Linked DNA regions of Mus musculus: region 2 is linked to region 1. The links are chromatin loops, found by intact Hi-C in ENCODE. Cell type or tissue: heart. All regions are shown on one strand. Each heading gives the region's core, and the rest is flanking DNA. Links, peaks and the distances in the headings are about the cores only.

Region 1 (9,601 bases), core at 1,129-9,128:
TTAGGCCCACCCTGGTCTACATTGTGAGTCCCAGGCCAGCCAGGGCTACATATAGTAAGACCCTGTCTCCAAAAAAATCCAATAACAATAAATGTAAATAGTCAACATTTACTCCCTAATCTGTAGTGTTATTCTTAACCATAAATCAAATTTTGCTATCAGCCTGTTTCTGATTTGTTTTTTGTTTTCCTGTTCTATGGGTTAAATTTTCTGTCACTTTACCAGTATTATGACCTTATTAAACTATAGCTGTATAGTAGTTATTGATGCTAACACAAATCTTTATTTTATAGTAGTGACCCACGGATATACTACAAACATGAGTTTCACAAAAATCTCTCCAGAGACTGTGTCTGGAAATGCTTCAAATTCCACAGGTAAAGTTGAGAAATAACATTTTTAGGATAAAATGTGTTGACCCACGCAGAGTATGATATTGCATTGGAAGGAATTTTAAAGTATGCTCAACATTTTAACACATCCTCTAGTTTCCTATTCCAGACAGCTCTTCCTCTGTATCAATCTATCAAAAATGTAATGTTTTTTTTTAATCTATACTGTATCATTATATATAGATATCTGCTACTAGAAAACGGATAAAGTATTAATAAAGGATTTTGAGCATAGCCTTTCCCCAGCTCACTACCCCAGTCCCATTTTGGGGAAGGTTTTCCCTTTTCTTTTTTGAGACAAGGTCTTGCTATACATCTGTAGCTGTCCTGGAACACACAATATAGAGCAGACAGATCTTGAACTCAGAGTGATCCATCTGTTCTGCCTCCCAAATTCTGGGATTAAAGACACAGCCATCATGACTAGCTAAATTAAAACTCAGTTAGTTGTTCATACTAGCTTCATTTCAAGCCTTGACAGTCCTTGTAATTAGGGACAACTACAACGAATGAGGCAGAATATCTCGGTCCTCTCCATGGGTTCTAATGGGCGAACAATAATACCCAGAAAAAGACACTAAAGTCTTTTTCTGCTAAATAAATGCTATATTTGAATATTCTATAATAATGAGTTTTGATTGTCAATTTTTAAATCTACCTGAAGCTATGTAATTAGCCTCAAACTAGTTTAAAGATGTCATTTCAAGATGGAGAACTGAATCTTTTTCCATTATAAGTAGAGAAATACATTGGACCTCTAGCTACAATACACTTCTTAGCCAAGCTTCTTTTAATTGTATTGTTTTGACAATTGTTCTCATATCCTTTTATAGTTCAGCATTTGCATAGACATCTTTTGCTGTATTTACTATAAGCCAGAAGGCTGGATTTTTCCTGTCCTGGCAATCTTTGCCTTTTAACTCAATTATATTTATTGTAACTGACTTTCTAGTCTTTAGCAATCATCCTAGAAATTATAAAAAGTATATGTACAAAGGCCACTAGACTTCTTAACTCCAATCTCTTCTCCTGAGCTTCTACATCAATGCTGTCATGTAGTTTAATTACTTGTCATTAACTCAACAAATTACTGTCCTATTCAACCAGGCATTTAATCCTAGCACTTGGGAGGCAGAGCCAGGAAGATCTCTGTGAGTTCAAGGCCAGCCTGGTCTACATATTGAATTCCTGGACAGCCAGAGTTATGTAGTGAAGCCCTGACTCATTCTTACAGTTTCTCTATAAGAGAAACCCTGTCTCAAAAAACCAAAACCAAAAGGAACCCAAGAAATGAAGAGAGTTGTGAAGCCAACTTTGAGAACATTTGTTTAACAATCACATTTGATGTTTATGAAATCTTTCAAAGGACTTATTTTTTTCTTCTTCGAGACAGGGTTTCTCTGTATAGCCCTAGCTATCCTGGAACTCACGCTGTAGACCAGGCTGGCCTCGAACTCAGAAATCTGCCTGCCTCTGCCCCTCCCAAGTGCTGGGATTAAAGGCGTGTGCCACCACCGCCCAGCCTCTGTTCATATTTTAAGAGTTCCCACTTTCTGTTTTTTGGGTTTTTAAGTATTGTTTATACTACTTTTGAACTGTTGCATAAAATGATGGGTTTATGATTTACTATAAATTTCAAATATTATTTACACAGCTTTTCTCAGTATTTTTTATTTTTTTATTTTTAGTTGTTATTACCAGGACATGTATGTGGCCAAGCAAAACAGAATCTTCAACAGAAGAGATGTGTGAGAATACAAATATTTTCAAAATATGTTCAAAAACAGTTGAAATAAATTCTACAATGTCAGGACGATTAAGTTCAAGTGTAGTCTGAGATCTTGGTGGACCTTTCCTGCTTCCTCTCAGTGAGCTCTGTTGGTGATCACTAGGCTGGGCACGGCCAGGAAAGGAGTGGGTTGGCTTTCTCACTTCACTTTAGTGCTAATAGGAACCTACCTAGAGAAAACACTTATTTTACAGGCTGCATCTGGGTCTCAAGGGAGCCAGGTGCAGAAACACCATAAGCACCAGAGTCATGTTTTCTGTGAAGTGGTAACTCCTTGAGAAGAAACACAGAAAATCCTCCAGTCCATCCATTCTAATTAGTTCTTACCCACTTCCTAGAATAAGCATAGTGAATTTCAATCAAGGCAAAACTCTCAACACAAATTTTACTGCATCTCTTTTTCACGAAAAGATCTCAGGATTCCCAAAGTATTTCTGGACCCAAAAAGCCAAGATGCACAACGATAGGCCGCCCACTGGTACTGTCCAGGAGTCTGGAAATGAGACACTTCTAGGGGTCTGGACAGTGTTTGTTTTCTCTGCCAGTTAAAGAATTAAAAGGCGGGAAAAACTCAAGCCCCCCAGGTACCATCAAAAAAAAAAAAAAAAAAATCTCAAACACTACTGACAGAATCCACAGTTGAAGAAAAGTGTTTCCTGGGAGTGAGGAAACACATATGCAGCAGACAGAGAAAAAGATATTCTGCAAAGCAGGGGAGGGGGAACTCAGGAAGCTACCAGATCTGGGAGGCTGGAGCTTCATCCTCTAATTTAGAGCTGTTCAGGTGAAGATGGCTGATTGCTCATAGTTGTTGTGCAATAGGCCATGAACTTGTAGAGCTAGTCCATCAGCAGGGGACCTGCTGGTGGGAGACAAAAGACTAAAAAGCCTTTGCTTTAAGCTGCCAGTCTTGCCTCAAGTCAGGAGCATCAGGAAGATAATGTCCATCTTGGAAATCTGTCTGCCTAGCCAAGGCCTCTCTCCCTATCTGCTTACCCTGCAGGGGGTCTGTTTAACTCCTGGTCTCTTATTTACACCTGGATGCACAAGTAGGATTGCTCCAAGTTCAGAGCCAGCCTGGTCTACCTAACTGGTTCCAGGCAGCCAGGGCACAAAGTAAGACCTTATTTTGAAAGATTAAAAAACAAAAACTAAACAAAACAAAAAGACAAGAAAAATACTTATGCCTGTAATATCTGCAAGTTGGGAGTCAGAGGTAGGAGTTTACAGTCATTCTCAGATAGGCTAGGCTGGGGCACATGAGAGTTTGCCTCAAAGCACAACCACTACCAAACAAACCCCAGCAGAATGACTTACACCTGTAAACTTAGCACTGGGGAGGCTGAGTCGGGAAGATTGTCATCAGCTTAAGGACAGCCTGTGAGGCTCTGTCTCAACAGTGAAAAGCCAGTTCAGGTCCATCTATCCTATTTTCCTATGTTAACCTCTACTGTGACACAGTATGAGGAGACTGGAGCCAGAAAAAAAAAAACGTAAAAATGCTTACAAGGAACTCAACATTCTCAATTCAAGTTAAGGAGACAAAGGCCTAGAGAAGTGAGCATAGACTGCCTTCCGAAGACCATGCACTGAATATATAGATAGATGAACGCTGAGTTACGGAAGATATTCCTCAAACCAATTTTCAGTGTCTTCACATTCTCTGAAAAGAGAGACAGCTGGAAGAGGCGGTAAGCGGATAACAATGCGCACCCACAGTTTTGTAAAAACAAAACAAAACAAAAAACAAGCAAGCAAACAAACAAAAACAGCAAATACACCAGTCCCCAAGGAGAGAAGGCTTCAACCTGTGGCTGCAAACTCAGTACAGATAGCTATGGCAGAACATGGCAACCGGAGCAGAGCCCCACTGGTCGGAGAGAAGCCCTAAGTCCTGGGGTCTTCCGTAGCTGAGCTCAAAGGCAACAACCCAAACCCAGGGTTTTATCCCGCGCCTTCACTCCAACTCAGAAAACGAGTCCCTAGTTGGCACGAAGCAGGAAAATATGTGGGCGCAGTCACAAACAATTCAAAAAGCCTCGCAGAAGTTTCTGCGGAAAGACGCAGAGCATCCGGGCTCTGAGCCTGACGCAGAAGGACCCAGGGAGCAAGCGAGCGGGCGGGCGGGCGGAGGGCGAGGGTACCGGGAGGGAAGTCAGCATCCGCCGGCGCCAACGGCCGCGGAGGAAACCAAGCCTGCGACCGAGCGCCTCAAGCCCCGCCCCGGGCAGGGCGCTGTCTCCCCCAAGGCCCTCCCGAGCCGGCCGGAGCACCTTACCCGAGTAGGCGTCGACTCCGCCATGGTCGCAGTCGCCCCACAACACCGACTGGCGGGATACTGCTCGAACTGTACGCCGCTCCGCCAGACGTCCTCACCCTCCTGGAAGCCGCCGCCGCCGCCGCCGCCGCCGTGTTGATACAAGGTGCATTCTGGGAGCGCTCCCCACCCCCAAGAAGAGCGGCAGCGGCTCCTCCTACCGCGCGGTATTTCTGTTGCGCCACTGTGCTCCTGGAAGGGGAACAGCAGCCTGGAAATTCAGTCATTGAGTGTGGGGTGTAAGCGTAAGGATTCTCAAAATCAAGAGCATTTTCTGAATTTGAGTCCTGCACTCCGCGAAATGCTTTAAGAGATTCAAATATGTGCAAGTTTAAAAAGGCGCGGGAAGGAGAGAGAGAGAGAGAAAGGCGTAGGGAGGAGAGCGTGGGGACTAGTAGAAAAGGAGGCTAATGGGGGTGGATGTGAACACCATACGTTCTGGACTTGCATGCAATTGTCAAAAATAAAAATAATTTTTAAAAAATGTGTACAAATGTGTACACCCTTTTCTGTGAGGGAAGAACACAGCTGAAGCTAAAGAAAAGGTGAATTCTCATAGGCAAGTGATTTTCTTCCATGCTCACCTATGACTTGGCTTTTTCTGGTCAATCCATTATAGAGTGTTAATTATGGTAATCACTTGCATTGCAGAATTCAAGATAGCCTTAATCACAAATAATTAACCTAGTCCTCACCGGGCAGTGATGGCTCATGCCTTTAATCCCAGCACTTGCGAGGCAGAGGTGGATGGGTTTCTGAGTTCGAGGCCAGCCTGGTCTACAGAGTGAGTGCCAGGGCTAGAAACCCTGTCTCAAAAAAACTAAATAAATAACCTAGTCCTCATGCCAGGGTGCCAGGGTATTAGAGGCAATGTGTTCTGCATTCTGGCTTGGAAACATCTGGCCACATCATTACCACCCCAGCGCTCAGGTGTTTGAGGCCAGCCTCAGCTATATAGTGAGTTTTTGACTAGCCAGAAATATCTAAAGAGACATTGATCCAAACAACACCCCCAAACCCAGTACTTGCAGTACTCAAATGCCTCATTTCCATTACATTGTCCTGGACATGCTGAGTGAGAATGACATGAGTTTCCACTAAGTGTGAATAGCTTCCTCTAAGAATTCAAGTACTCTCACTAGACTGGTCCCTTCTTCATTTTTCTGCAAATGATCCCTGTCTACACTGACTACAACTAACAACTTTCTCTAGAACCCAAGCCGATGGCCTGCTGAAAAAAAAAATTCTCAGCATCTGTTTTAACAGGCACTTAAAAACCTACATTTATATTAAAATAATAATAATTTTTTTAAAAGCGCTGACTCATTTAAGCCCCCCACAGCAGTCTGGGTGTGTCTGTGCCTTCATTTTATCTTTGTTTGTTGCCTTTGTTTGGATCAAATTCCTGCTTGACTCCATAACCGTGTCAATCAGTTGAGTGTGTCTACTTGTCCCATCTCATCCCCTTTCAAGCTGAAGGCAGAGGTAAGTCATTGTCCTGAACCAGCAGTCACCTTGAATCCCTGGAAGAGCAGAGTGTAAAGGATAGATCATGTCTCAGATAAGGGCAATTATCCTTGTGTGTGAAGCTGTACCCTGGAGCAGACCTCATCTTGTAAGAACCAGATGGATCCTCTTAAGCAATTCAATGGCAGCAAGAAGGACTTCTAATCACTTCACAGAATCAGAACTGGGACAGCGATCATCTAGACCATTTATTGACCAAGACAGCTTAATTACGTGACAAGGACTAGCCTCAGCTTGGAGAGGTGTTCTGAGTGGAGGAGTGTCTGGGAACAGTGAAACAAATGACTCAAAGTCAAATTGTGGGTCCAAGCTGACGGCCTATGTTCTGCTGTGGATGGCTTTCCAGACCTCTCTATGTGTTCAAGACAGCTTTTCAGAACACTCCCTGTGTTCTTCTCTGCTTGAGACAGCTTTTTCTTGCTAGTCTAAAAACTCTCTGGATAGCTCATCACTTGCAGATCAAAAACCCAGTTTTTTATTTACCTATCAATTCAGTCGCTCCCTTTTTATTATCCCATGAATCGGCATCCAATGACCCCAGCCCCTCAATTCTTCTAGAAAGAGAGAGCAAGCACAAGCACAGACAATAAGATATCTGGGTGGGACCCAGAACTCTGCCTTGAAACTTCCATCCCTACTAATAGGCCAAATCTTTTAAGTTTAGACCTCATTTTAGAGAACCTGATCTAAGTTTAAGTTCAGGTAAACTAACAGGCTCTTCTCTAGCATTAGTTTCCAAGTTGCCCCTCCAACAAAACCGGAGCCCAGCTCCTGTCTCTAGGCTAATCCCCAACAAGACCAGCATCTCCAAGTTATTCCCCCAACAAACCTGCACCCCCAGGTTACACCCCCTGCCTAACAATGACCAGTGCAGAGGGGGGCAGAAATTAAGCTTATGATATGACTCCCAGCACCAGCCAATTATGTTAAAGGCTACAGCAGCTTTCCAACTAGATACTTGCACACTTACCCCCTGCTTGTTGCTTACTATAAAGCCTTGCCTTGATAGATATTCGTGAAGGCAGTGTGCTGACGGAGGGGGGGGGGAAGCTAGCGCAAATAAAGACCTTGCTGTGAGTTACATCAGATCAGCTCCTGACTATTTTTGGGGGGATCACTAACATTTCCCTTGCACTACCACTCCTGGGTCTGAACCTAGATTTTCTTTGTCCCAGACTGACCTTGAACTCAGGAATCTACCTACCTTTGTATCTGCTTGTCTTTGTGACTTTCTGACAAGATGGCTCATAGTGCAGCTGACTCTGTTCCTTTAGATCTGTGAAGATCCTTATATAATTCATATTGCATCCTATGTTTTGCATAGTTGAGGTATTATATATTTTTGTGCTCATGTTTTCAGCATTTTCCCCACAGCCTTAAGGGCTGTCCTGAAAGTCAGTGTTCTACTGTTGTAACCCCCAAATTACTGGTACTAGAGAGACTTCAGTGTTTTAGAGACAGTTTGCCTCTGTGTTCCCCATCAGAGACTCCCATCCTCCCTCCCCCTCCCCTAGTGTTAGAATGGCACTCAACACTCCTCCTGATAAGCAGCAAAACTCCTGGAGACCTTAGAGAAATAACAAGCTCAAGGGAGACCGTAGAAAACAAGATAGACAGAGGTCAGGTCACAGACAGACTGGCCATAAAATTAGTCCTTGAACAGATACCCACCCTCTACTCCCCTTTCCTGTAAATATTCACACTATTCTTATGAATATAAATCCAGTGTTTTCTGGAAACAGGGTTGCTTCCCAGCATTCACACAGTGAGTGCTAGGTGGATGAACCAAGTTCGAACTTGAAAATAAAGGACTCTTTTTCGAATTGCAGCAGACTTTGCAATTCTTGGGTTTCCTGTGAACTCGAGGCACAACACTACCATTTTGCTGAGACAGACACACCCTCACCTCCCGGACTTGTGCTATCTCTGATTATCATGGAATCATTAACCTTGCAGAGAAGCCAGTCCTCTAGGGAGGAAGGTGAAACATATGTACACTATTATGCAAACCAACCTGATGCCCACAGCAACCATTAACACTCATGGAGGCCTATGCCCTGCTGCCTCTGTACTGTCCCCTACATGGCCATGCTGGACTCGGCAATTATGTATGTTTTCTTACCCCTTGTTCCAATTTTATATAAGCCAAAAAATTCTGTTAGTAACCCCAAAACAGAGTTAATTCACTGGACCCCTTAATCTTTTTCCCAGCTTGGCCACATTAATTACCTCTCTTCTCTTTGCTTTTCTTATTTCTTTAAAAATTCTCTCTCTCTCTCTCTCTCTCTCTCTCTCTCTCTCTCTCTCTCTCTCTCTCTCTCTCGTGTGTGTGTGTGTGTGTGTGTGTGTGTGACATGTCTTTAACCCTAACACTTGGGAGGCAGAGGCAGGTGGATCTCTTAGTTCCAGACCAGCCATAACTATATAGTGAAACCCAGTCTCAAAAAGAATAAATTATTTTTTTTTAAAAAAGGCACAAATGCTGGAGAGAGACACCAGCACCCACATGGTGGCTCATAACTACCTGGTATTCCAGTTCCAGGGGATCTGACATCCTCTTCTGGCCTCTGAGGGCTCCTACATATAAACTCATGCAGGCACACAAACATACACATAAAGACAAACATATAGACAGTGTGTGTGATGGTTTGTATATTCTTGGGCCAGGGAGTGGCACCATTTGGAGGTGTGGCCGTGTTGGAGTAGGTGTGTCACTGTGGGTGTGGGCATAAGATCCTCACCCTCGTTGCCTGAAAGTCAGTCTTCCACTAGCAACCTTTGGATGAAGATATAGAACTCTCAGCTCTGCATGCGCCATGCCTGCCTGGATACGGCCATGCTCCCACCTTGATGGTAATGGACTGAACCTCTGAACCTGTAAGTCAGTCCCAATTAAATGTTGTTTTTATAAGACTTGCCTTGGTCACGGTGTCTGCTCCCAGCAGTAAAACCCTGACTAGGACAGTGTGGCTCATGCTCTCTCTGGAGTTGCTACCTTTATCTTCCCACTGAGAATGTGAAGCCGTTCCTGTGAAGTGCTTTGTGAAAGTTGTGTGGCTGGCATGGAGCAAACACTGAGAAACAAAATATGTGGTTTCTGATTTGCTTTTATATTTGGAAGAGCAAAGCCTTGTACTGCAAGGAACTCACCAAGAAAAATGTCTCTCAGAAGCTCTGTCTGCTAAAAACAAACAAACAAACAAACAAACAAAAAAAACCTTTGAATGTGGCTTGCAGTCACTACAAGCAGTGGCACTATTAGTGAAGTAAGGAACATGCACACTGTTGGGATTTGTGTCCTCTCAGCTCTGTGTCTGTAGAGTATGAATGTAGACTTGGATATTACCAACAGAGAAGACTGTGCAGCCCAGACAAAAATTAATTTTTAGAAGAATAGTTTTTGACTATGCTGCAAGATGGCAGCCACCTGGGGAGTAGTTGTGATAACCTGCAGCCACGAATACCTCTTTGTTGTGTGGTGGCTGTGGTGTCCTTGAACTCCTAATCTCCATGCCTCTGCCTCTTGAGGGCTGGGAGTACATGAATGCACCTCTAGATAATATAATTTTAAGTTTA
Region 2 (9,601 bases), core at 575-8,574, 130 kb before region 1:
ACTGAAAGAACAGCAGAATGGCTCCTCACAGAGGGAGAAAATATGATGAAAACCTGCTTCATGAGCATGGTTGTATATTCATTTAATCCCAACACCCAGAGACAGAGGCAGAGGGAGCTACTGAGCCCCAGGCAGCCTAGGGTACATAGTGACACTGTCTTAAAGAAGAAAGAAGAGGGAAAAAAGAAAGAAGGAAGATGGAGGAGGAGGAGGAAAAGGGGGAGGAAGAGGGGAAGGAGCCGCTGCCACCACTAGCTGCCAGGGGGTGATGGCACATGACTTTAATCCCAGCCGGTCTCTGTGAGGTCAACCTAGACTACAGAGCTAGTTCTAAAATGTAAAATCTGAGGATGAGGAAAGAAGACAGCTAACATGTACTAACACCACTAGATAAAGCAGGTTTTGATGCCAGAGGCTCTAATTTCTAGGCTATAAAAGGTGACATTAGCAAAGGAAAAATAAGTTTAATGTATCCAACATGGCCTCAAAAATATATAAAGCAAAAGATTACAGAACTATGAGGAAAAAATGAAATATTTTCACATACTTACTTCAGTAACTGATAAAGTAGTAAGGCTATAAGAATCTTGAAAGGCATAGTTTTTAATCAGGAGATTTTCTTTTCAGTCACTTACAAAATGAGACTGGATGTGGTGGTATACACCTATAATCATTCCAAGCCAGCCTACATGAACCCAGCCTCAAAAAAATAAAGGACCAGCACAGCTACAAAGCAAAACACATTTCAAATCCCATTGCACTAAAAAGTAAATAATAAAATTACATATATAATTATATATAGTTGGGGGGGTACTGAGAATTTGACTTGGAGCCTTTTACGTGCTAAGCAAACATTCTACCACCCAGCTATATCCTGACTGTATGAACAGTTTTGTAACCAGGCATGTTGTGGATGCCTTCAATCTTAGTGAAGGCAAGCAGCTCTCTGAGTTCAAGACCAGCATGGTCTACATATTAAGTTCCAGGGTAGACAGAGATACACAGTGGGACCTGTCTCAAAACCAAACAAACAAAAAACAAACAAACAAAAAATTGTGTAAAGAGAATAGCCATTTATTGACAAAAATGTAAAATATTTAATATTGTTTGGGGGAAGCAATCCTTCCATCCAAGTATTAACCAGGCCTGACCCAGCTCAGCTTCTGAGATCAGACCAGTTCAGGGCAGTTTGGACACAGACTAAAGCAATTTTTTCTATGGGAAGTTCACAACAAAATTATATGTGATTATAGAATATATGAAATTCATGTTGGTAATCTTGAGGGGAGAAATACTAAGAATGCATACAATTACAGAAACAATTCAATACGCCATTGCAAGACACAAAATACAGAGAAACGTACACTCCTGCGAGATGTGAAGTGGAATACAGTCCAAGGCCCTGGTGAATCCCCAAGGCTAAAGAGAGCACAGCACCGTGACAGACACCGAGGATGACTGATTTCAGGACACACACACACACACACACACACACACACACACACACCCGTGCATACCAAAAGCCCATGGATGCTCAGGCTCATATCTAGCACAAGCAAATAACCTGAAAATACTTGTTATACAGTATTGTTTGGGGAATAATGGCAAAAAAAAAATCTGTAGAGATACAATTTTCTAGACTTTTCCACATGTATTTATTTTGTGATGGGGCTGGGGGAGTGCCAGTAGTCATGTGTGGAGGTCAGAGGTTAACCTGTGGGGGCTGGTTCTCTCCTTCCACCGCATGGGTCCCAGGGATCAAACTACACTCACCAACCAGGCTTGGGAGCAAATGACTTCCTTCCTAGCCCCAGATATCTATCTTTTTAAAAGAGCCTCTGCAAGAGCAGCAAGTACTCTTAAAGGCTGAGCCACCTCTCCAGCCCCTGTGAGGTAGAATAACTAATGCAAAGCAGGCTGTTAAAATGAAAGGCATACTGCTGAGTAGTGATGCACTCCCTGTGTCCCAGTGCTTGGGAGGCAGAGGCAGACAGAACTTGAGTTCGAGGCCAGCCTGGTCTACAAAGTGAGTTTCAGGACAGCCAGGGCTACACAGAGAAACCCTGTCTCGAAAAACCAGAGGGGGCAGGGGAAACATAGCTGGATGATTGTGTGGTGGCTGTGATGGTGGTGTACTTACTTACAAACCAGAGCACTCAGGAGGCAGAGGCAGAAAGATGTTGGGTTTGATACCAGGGATGGACTACATAGCAAGACGGTTCTAGTTTGTTTGTTTTTTTAACTGCTGTGATAAACACCATGACAAAAAGAAACTTGGGAACAAAACGGTTTATTTGGTTTATACCCTGTAACAGCACCTCATGAAAGGAAGCCGGGGCAGGAACTCAAGGTAGGAACCTGGAGGTGACAACTGAAACAGAGAACTTCTGCTTACTGGCTTGCTCAGTCTGTTTTCTTACACAGCCTAAGACCACCTGCCCAGAAATGGCACCACCCACATCAATCATCAAGAAAATGTTCCTCAGCCTTGTTGCATTGCTAGCGGGCAGTTCTCAACCTGTGACTCCTGACCCCTCTGGGGATTGAATGACCTTTTCACAGGGGTCACCTAAGTTTCACAGAAAACATGATTCATAATAGTAGCAAAATTATAGTCATGACTTAGCAACAAAAATAATTTTATGGTTGGTGGTCACCATAATAATATGAGGAAATCTATTAAATGATCAGACTGTTGAGAGAGAGAGAGAGAGAGAGAGAGAGAGAGAGAGAGAGAGATTTGAATATCCATAAGAAGTAGAAGATGGCAGGTAGTGGTGGCACATGCCGGTAGGATTTGCTGAAGGAGGCAAAGGCAGTTCGAGGCCAGCCTGGGATATACATTTTAAGCCGGGCATGGTGGTGCACGCCTTTAATCCCAGCACTCGGGAGGCAGAGGCAGGAGGATTTCTGAGTTCAAGGCCAGCCTGGTCTACAAAGTGAGTTCCAGGACAGCCAGGGCTATACAGAGAAACCCTGTCTCGGAAAAAGCACACCGTGGCTATGGTTTATTGGAAGGGCTGGGGTGCTCAGTAGTGAAGTGCTTGCCTAGCATGCCTGACGCCTTAACCAAGAGGATCTTGGGTAATCCAAACACTAAGAAATGGTAACAGTTTGAACTAATGAATAAGCCAGTTGTCCTTACCTATGCTGTATAGACATACTGAAATGTTGACATGCCATACTGTACTTCACTAAGAGCTCAATCCCAGGAATTCACATGTTGAAAGGGGAGAACCTTGAAGTTGCCCTCCGATCTCTACAGGCGCTCATAGCGTATGGATGACCACACCCCACCCCCACAACTCACACATAAATAAGTAAATAAATACATGTAAATAAATTAAAAAAAAGGGCTGGGGCTGTAGCTCAGTGGTACAGCTGTACTCTAGCATGCAAGAAGCCCTAGTTCAATTCCCAGTCTCAGTAATGCATTAAGTAAATAATAACTGCAACTGCATCAGTTGTTACAGTAAATGTTTGGTGGTTAGCCGGGTGTGGTGGCACACGCCTTTAATCCCAGCATTCAGGAGGCAGAGGCAGGTGGATTTCTGAGTTCGAGGCCAGCCTGGTCTACAAAGTGAGCTCCAAGACAACCAGGGCAATACAGAGAAACCCTGTCTCGAAAAACAAAAAAACAAAACAAAACAAAACAAACACCCCCCCCCACAGAAAAAATGTTTGGTGGGTGATAGGATTAATAACCAGAGTGTGTTTTTTATAAAACACTATAAACCAATGGAAGAAAAGCTATCCAACAGCGCAGGTACAGACTATGAAGAGAGCCTTGCAGGGTAAGAAAACTAACATTACTGCAGCAGATTTTAAAAAGCAATCAACTTCTTTAATGATGGCAACATAAATATATGTCAATAAGAATAAGGAGTTGCATTTCTCAACTTTTTGACAAACTTTCTAAGTCCCTTACCAGGAAATGTTGGCCAGGACATGAAAACAGGAAGTTATGCATGGTGGTAGGGTATGTGGGCACCGTCTCTGCTGAGCAGTTAAAGCCTGGGAAAGTTGAAGATACTCTATTCTAGAGCTGGTGAACAGCACAATGCGCTATGTATGTCTGTGATGTATATGTGGCATCCTGGCAGCAGGTTTGGATTCATTTCCCCCGAAGGATAATGAAATACTATATAGGGGTTAGAATGAATAGACCAGGTAGATAGACTTGTTTACACATACTGTATCCACCCAGATAACAAAAAGTTGCAACAGGATATGGGCTGAATAAATACAACTTATGTAAAACTTCAAGAATAGGAAAGCCAGTAGTGTGCACTGCCTGTGTATGCACACATGATACGCAATTCATAGACATATTGGGGGGGAGCACGTGACACTTCACGAATAAATGAGATGTCCTTGGCCTGGTGGTCTCCGTTTTTTTACTGAGAGCTTCATATTGCCCGGTTGCCTTCTAAGACAAGCTCCAACCCAGACACCCCCGGGGTTCTATGAAGTGAAAAAATTATTCTGGCTTTTCCTCTAGGTTCCAGTTGGGGTTCATTCATCCCTAACTGTAACCAGGACACCTGCTCAGACTTATTTTTCTTTTTTCATTCCATTCCCAAATCTTGGCAGCTCCTGCAAATTCAGTAAACGTGCGATTCACTGAACCTGTCCAGGAAAGAGGGTTCTCTCTCATGGTTGGAAAGAGTACAAGGGGGCGAAAACTGCAACTTGGGATCAGCAAGCCACTCCCGGCTCGGCCTCAGTTTCCTCCTAAGTAGCCCGTCTAGCCCCTTCCAACCCGTGCCCTCAAAGATTCCAGGAATTCTGTCCTTTCTGGCCGAAAACAACACTGAGGCTTTTCACAAAGCACTCCCACCCCCACCCCTCGCTCCCCTTGGATCCACAGCCCGCGTCCCTGGAACCCGGGCTGCACTGCGCTGGTCACATGAACTCCGGCTTTCTGTGGTGTGACGGCTCTCTCCGATCCCTTTGTGAGCGCAGGTTTTGAAAGCCAACGACCGGGTTCTGGGTTTGAGACGCGCAGGCGGCCGCGGGCGGAAGGCTGTCGGAGCCCATCGGCCCGCCTCCAGACCCAGCGCGCCGCGCGCCCGGGATTCCGCTCCGCCGCCTCCGCCGCCGCCGCTGCCCGCCGCTGCCCGCCGCGGCCTGGCCCGAGGGCGCCGGGCCGCCAAGACGCCAGGTGAGCCGCGAGGGACCGGGAGCCGCGACGGGCTCAGGGCGTGTCCGGCGCCGAGGCGGCCCGCGCCTCACTGTTCGCTCCTACCGGCTGTAGATGGAGCTGTCTGGGTTCCGGCCGCCTCCGACGAGCCTCCGAGCGCTCCTCTTGAAACGCCTGAGAGGGACATGCCTCCCAGGATGCAGTTTGTAGCAACATGGCAGCTGCGGTGCAGCTCCCCTGCTGAAGAGGCGCCGGGACGGCCGCGCAGCTCGCAGCCGGGACCCGGGCCGCAGCCGGGGTCGCAGCGTCGGCCGCTCGGGGCGGGCGAGCGCGCCGGGGGCGGCCGCAGAGCGCTGGGGCCCAGCTCGCCGCCCGGGCGCAGCCCGCACAGCCGCGCTCCGACGCCGCCACCGCCGCCACCGCCGCCCGCGCCCGCCCGCCGAGCACAGCCCCGAGCAGGCCGGGGCCCGACGGCCGCGCAGCCCCGGCGGGTGAGGCCAGGCCGCGCCGCACTGCCAGCCCGCCCACGGCGCCGGGCCTGCGTGGGGCTGCGCGCGGCGGCGGCGGCGGCGGCGGGGACTCGCACGGCGCGGGCCGGGCGGCGCGGGGCCATGGCCGAGGCGGCCCCGGCTCGGGGGAGGGCAGCCCGCGCGCGCACGGACGCGCGGCCTCGGGGCCCCGGGGACAGCCTGCGTGCTCCGGGCTCGGTGGCCCGGCCTGGGGTCTCGGTAAGGGCCGGGCGCGGCGACGTTAGCGGGGAGGGGGCGCCCTGGCGGGCTCGCGCGCCCCCTGGGGGGGAGGACGGCCGGGGCGGGCGGGAGCGGCGGCCGTCCGTGCGAGGCTGCGCGGCCGCACGGCTCCCGGACACGCGGCCCGAGGTGGGGCGCGGGCGGCGCGCTCGCTCCCTGGCTGCGGAGCCGGCGCTGCGTCCGTCGGGGTGGCCAGCGGCACGTTTTCCGCAGAGCTCGGCCCCGCGGAACGGCTCCCGGCCTGGGCGCGGTGCTGACGCGGCTCTCCCATTTCGCAGAGCGGAGACACTGAGGCACGGACACCCGGCGGCGACCTGCCCTGCCTGCCCCAAGGTCACGTAGCGAGTCGGCCCGGGCTAGGTGCCCGCAGTCCCGTAGAGGCCTGCCCAGCGTGCCGCGGGCCTGGACGGGGAGGGGTGGCGCTGGCGGCGGCTTCGCCAGGGTGGGCGGCCTGGGCTAGCCGAGCACTGGCTGCGGCCCGTCGGGGGAGGAGGGGAAGGCCGGGCAGCGCCCAGCCCAGCGACTCCGGTGTGGGGAGCAGTGTGATCCATAGCCTCTGCGTCAGGAGCACCCCGAGTCAAACTTGGGGTACGGATAAATGGGGTCTGGCGAATGAGAGCCTAAGAGGTTGATGTTCTTCCGAGGGCCATTCAATAATTAAACGCCCTCCCACCCAACGTGCTCTCTGAGGCACCCTGGCTGTGCTAGGCGGGTTTGCTGCATGGGAGTCCGTGCCTTTGAACCTGTTTCCATGTATACTGGAAGAGATAGGATAGATGGCTTCCTAAAAACCTCGCAGTTCTTAAAATAACAATAACAAAACACCTGGGAAATAAAATGAAGATTTTTTTTTAAACATTCTTACCTCTGGGCTTAGGTCTTCATGGCATGTAATTCTGAGTGAACCATCCTGGGTCATGTAAGAAAATGGCACAGCTTTTGTAAAAAGTCAGATGTGTGTCGTTATGCATGTTTCTAGTATGTTGGCATGGATCCTGGAGCCCCTAATCATTTACCACACAAGGGTGGGGAGGAAAGAGAGACAGGTAGAAGCTGTGAAATGTGGCGCAGAGGAATTCTAACGTTCCTCTCCTGCTAGCAGGTAGCAGCTTGAGAATTTGAGCTTATTCGATTTAGCTGTCTTTGCTTGAGGGTAAGGTCAAGCCACAGGTTTGCTGGAGCTGATGACATTGTATCAGGACTTGGGGGGGGGGGGGGCTATACCTTATGACCCTTCACCCCTTTCCAGTATTCCAAATCCCTAAATGGAGAAGGAAAAAAAAACCATTTTCCTTTGAGCTCTGTCTGATTCAGGTGGTTAGTAAAGATGTCTTGTCCTGCTGGCTTTTTTTTTTTTTCTTGTCCCAGGTAAAACTCTGTTTGGCACCTAACCTGCCCTCCAGGTATTCTTTTCCCTCTTCCCACTAATTATAAGCAGATCCCCTAGTCCTCCCTCAGGCAGACTGCCTTAATATGCCCATTGTGTTGGCTCTTGGTTCCTTTAGCTGTGTGGTTGAGGCTTCCACCTAAGGGGGCTGTCTAGTATGCTACCAACTTAATAGTGAAGGGTTGAGAGTAAAGGGGTCTTTGAACTCTTTCAGGGTTTGCAGAATTTTGTATTTGTATGTATTTTGAGACCTCATAATTTGCATTAGGTTTCCTATGGGGCTCTTGGCACTACCATAAACTGTATGTCTTTAAGGGATAGGGCCCTGCATCCCAACATGAATGCCTGTAGTAAGCCTCCCATAGGTGTTTTTAATCACCAAGCCTTTGACTCAGGACTCAAACCTATCAGCTGCCTCTGTCTATAATTGAGGCCTAGAGGTCACCTACACTCTCTGGAGTCTGTGTTACCTGAGGCAAGGTAGATAGAACCTCTCCTATTTTCAGTGTTTTCATAGGCTAAATGTGGCTAATAATTCTAGTAGTAGAATTTCATCAGGTTTTGTGAGGCTTAAATGAGATAATCCTTGAAAATGCTTAACACAGTTTATGGCACATAATAAATCCTACATATTTACTCTGCTAATGAGCCCCCGTATAACAGAGTATTGCTCATGCTTTCTCAAAGGTCTTTCCTGGACCAGGACTCAAAATCTCCAGTCCTAGCCTTAAAAGTAGGATGCTGCTTTTCTGAGTCACCTGTATGTGAATCAATGAACAAACTAAGAAAAATAGCTATGGAAGGTATGAAGTGGGTTTAGATAATTCTCTGATAGATGACAAAAGGAACCTCATACCTCATAACCTTGATACCTATCTTTCTCAGTAGGCATTTACTGAGCACACACAATAAGACTGAACATAAGGCTTATGCTAATTTCCGAGTGAAGAAAACAAGTTTTAATTACCTTCCTTACAGAGCACTCATAGAGAGCATAGAAGCTGAACAGATTCCTTGAAGGAATATTATGAAGAAAAGAACAAAAATTGTCATGGAAAAATTCCGCTCAGATCCAGTAAAGGTATTGAATGGCTAGGAAAATGAACTGGGTACTGACAGAAGAGTGTGGCGTCACCTCCATGGTGGTTTAAGATTTTAACATAGATATCAAGATGGGGACCAGAGTGCCAAAAGAAAACACATCTTTCTTCTGCTTCTAGTCCCCAACACTCTTGTCATACTCAAAACTAGGTTAATGTCTCATGGCGTCAATCACCACAGGCCTTTCTTCCTAGTCCCTACCTCAAGAACCACAATGAGGGAGCCCAGCCCAGCAATGTACACCTGTCCCAGTGAACCATCTACCTAGGAGACCTGGGCTCCTGAGGAGGCTGAATTGCCGGTGTTAGCCGTCACCATGTCTCACTGTCCGTTACTAGTAACAAAAGCCAGTTGCAGTACCCCAAGTCCATCCAGCCTTTGCAGACCTTTGCAGACACACGAAGGCAGGAGTCACGTGAGCAGGCTATAGAGAGCAGGGCAGCAATAGGTATTAACAGAGCCACCAGCTGAGCGTTCTGATTTCTTCTCAGTCCCCTTCACCTCCTACACGCCATTCATCACTTTTGAAATGTAGGGGAAATATGGCTCTGTAGAAAACAGAAGGTAGCGTAACCATCTTTTATGTGTTGTTCCTAATAGAGTATCATCGATGTCTAGATCAGTGACACTTTTGGAAGAGATTTGCTCTTTTGGAATGTGTCTTCTTGCTTCCAAAACTGAGAACCTTTTAGTGTGAACGCTTGTCTCTTGGATTGTTTTGCCATCTGGAGACTGTGACCTTCAATCCTGTCTTTCCTTCTCTCCTTGAACACAGGTCCAGCAGCTGGACATGGAGGACGATCGCTCGTCACCACTGTCATTCTCCAGTGTCCCACACGAAGAGTCTGTGCGTCAGGCCCCTGCTCGACTCCCTAGAGAAACTGTGTTCCCTTCTTGCATTCTTCCTCCAAAAGAAGTTCCTCCTTTGTCTCCCACTGCCTCCCGGCAAGGTGTCTTGCCCCAGACTGACAGTACTACTAAGCAAGAGACATCCAGCCAGATGTCACATGTTCTTCAGAAAGGACCTTCACTCCTGTATCCTGCCACTTCTGAGCAAGACACACCTCACCAGGTATCCCTTGCTTCCCAGGAAGAAACCCAGTGCTCTCCTTCAGCAGCTGCTCAGGGGATCCCCTTCCTCTCGCACTCCGCCCACCGTCAGGAAGCTCCACTCCACTCTCCTGAGGTTCCTGAGAAAGACTCGCTGACTCTCTCACCCAC

What was found. Hi-C counts contacts between places; a loop is a spot of excess contacts. Peaks named below come from ENCODE experiments on the same cell type or tissue, not always from the same donor. Only the 100,000 strongest peaks of a DNase experiment are listed, where the experiment ranks them.
Region 2: a loop joins it to region 1, with 14 times the contacts of the local background. A loop is called at or near these places in 2 of 42 quality-filtered maps.

Annotation. Positions count from the first base shown.
Region 1 is chr6:47,915,608-47,925,208 of GRCm38, reverse strand. It overlaps Zfp212 (Zinc finger protein 212), which reads right to left and starts at 4,641. Exons shown (of 5, transcript NM_145576.2): 1 at 4,460-4,641. The coding sequence starts at 4,483. Gm52899 (a long non-coding RNA gene) reads left to right here. Exons shown (of 3, transcript XR_003956427.1): 2 at 294-377; 3 at 2,081-2,767. In heart, for the core only: CTCF peaks have their summits at 4,479 and 4,681; a DNase peak (open chromatin) is centred at 4,518; H3K4me3 peaks cover 2,165 bases; H3K27ac peaks cover 1,407 bases.
Region 2 is chr6:48,044,256-48,053,856 of GRCm38, reverse strand. Zfp777 (zinc finger protein 777) reads left to right here and starts at 5,743. Exons shown (of 6, transcript NM_001081382.1): 1 at 5,743-5,871; 2 at 9,156-9,601. The coding sequence starts at 5,755. In heart, for the core only: a CTCF peak has its summit at 5,269; DNase peaks (open chromatin) are centred at 5,296 and 5,946; H3K4me3 peaks cover 2,612 bases; H3K27ac peaks cover 2,181 bases; H3K27me3 peaks cover 403 bases.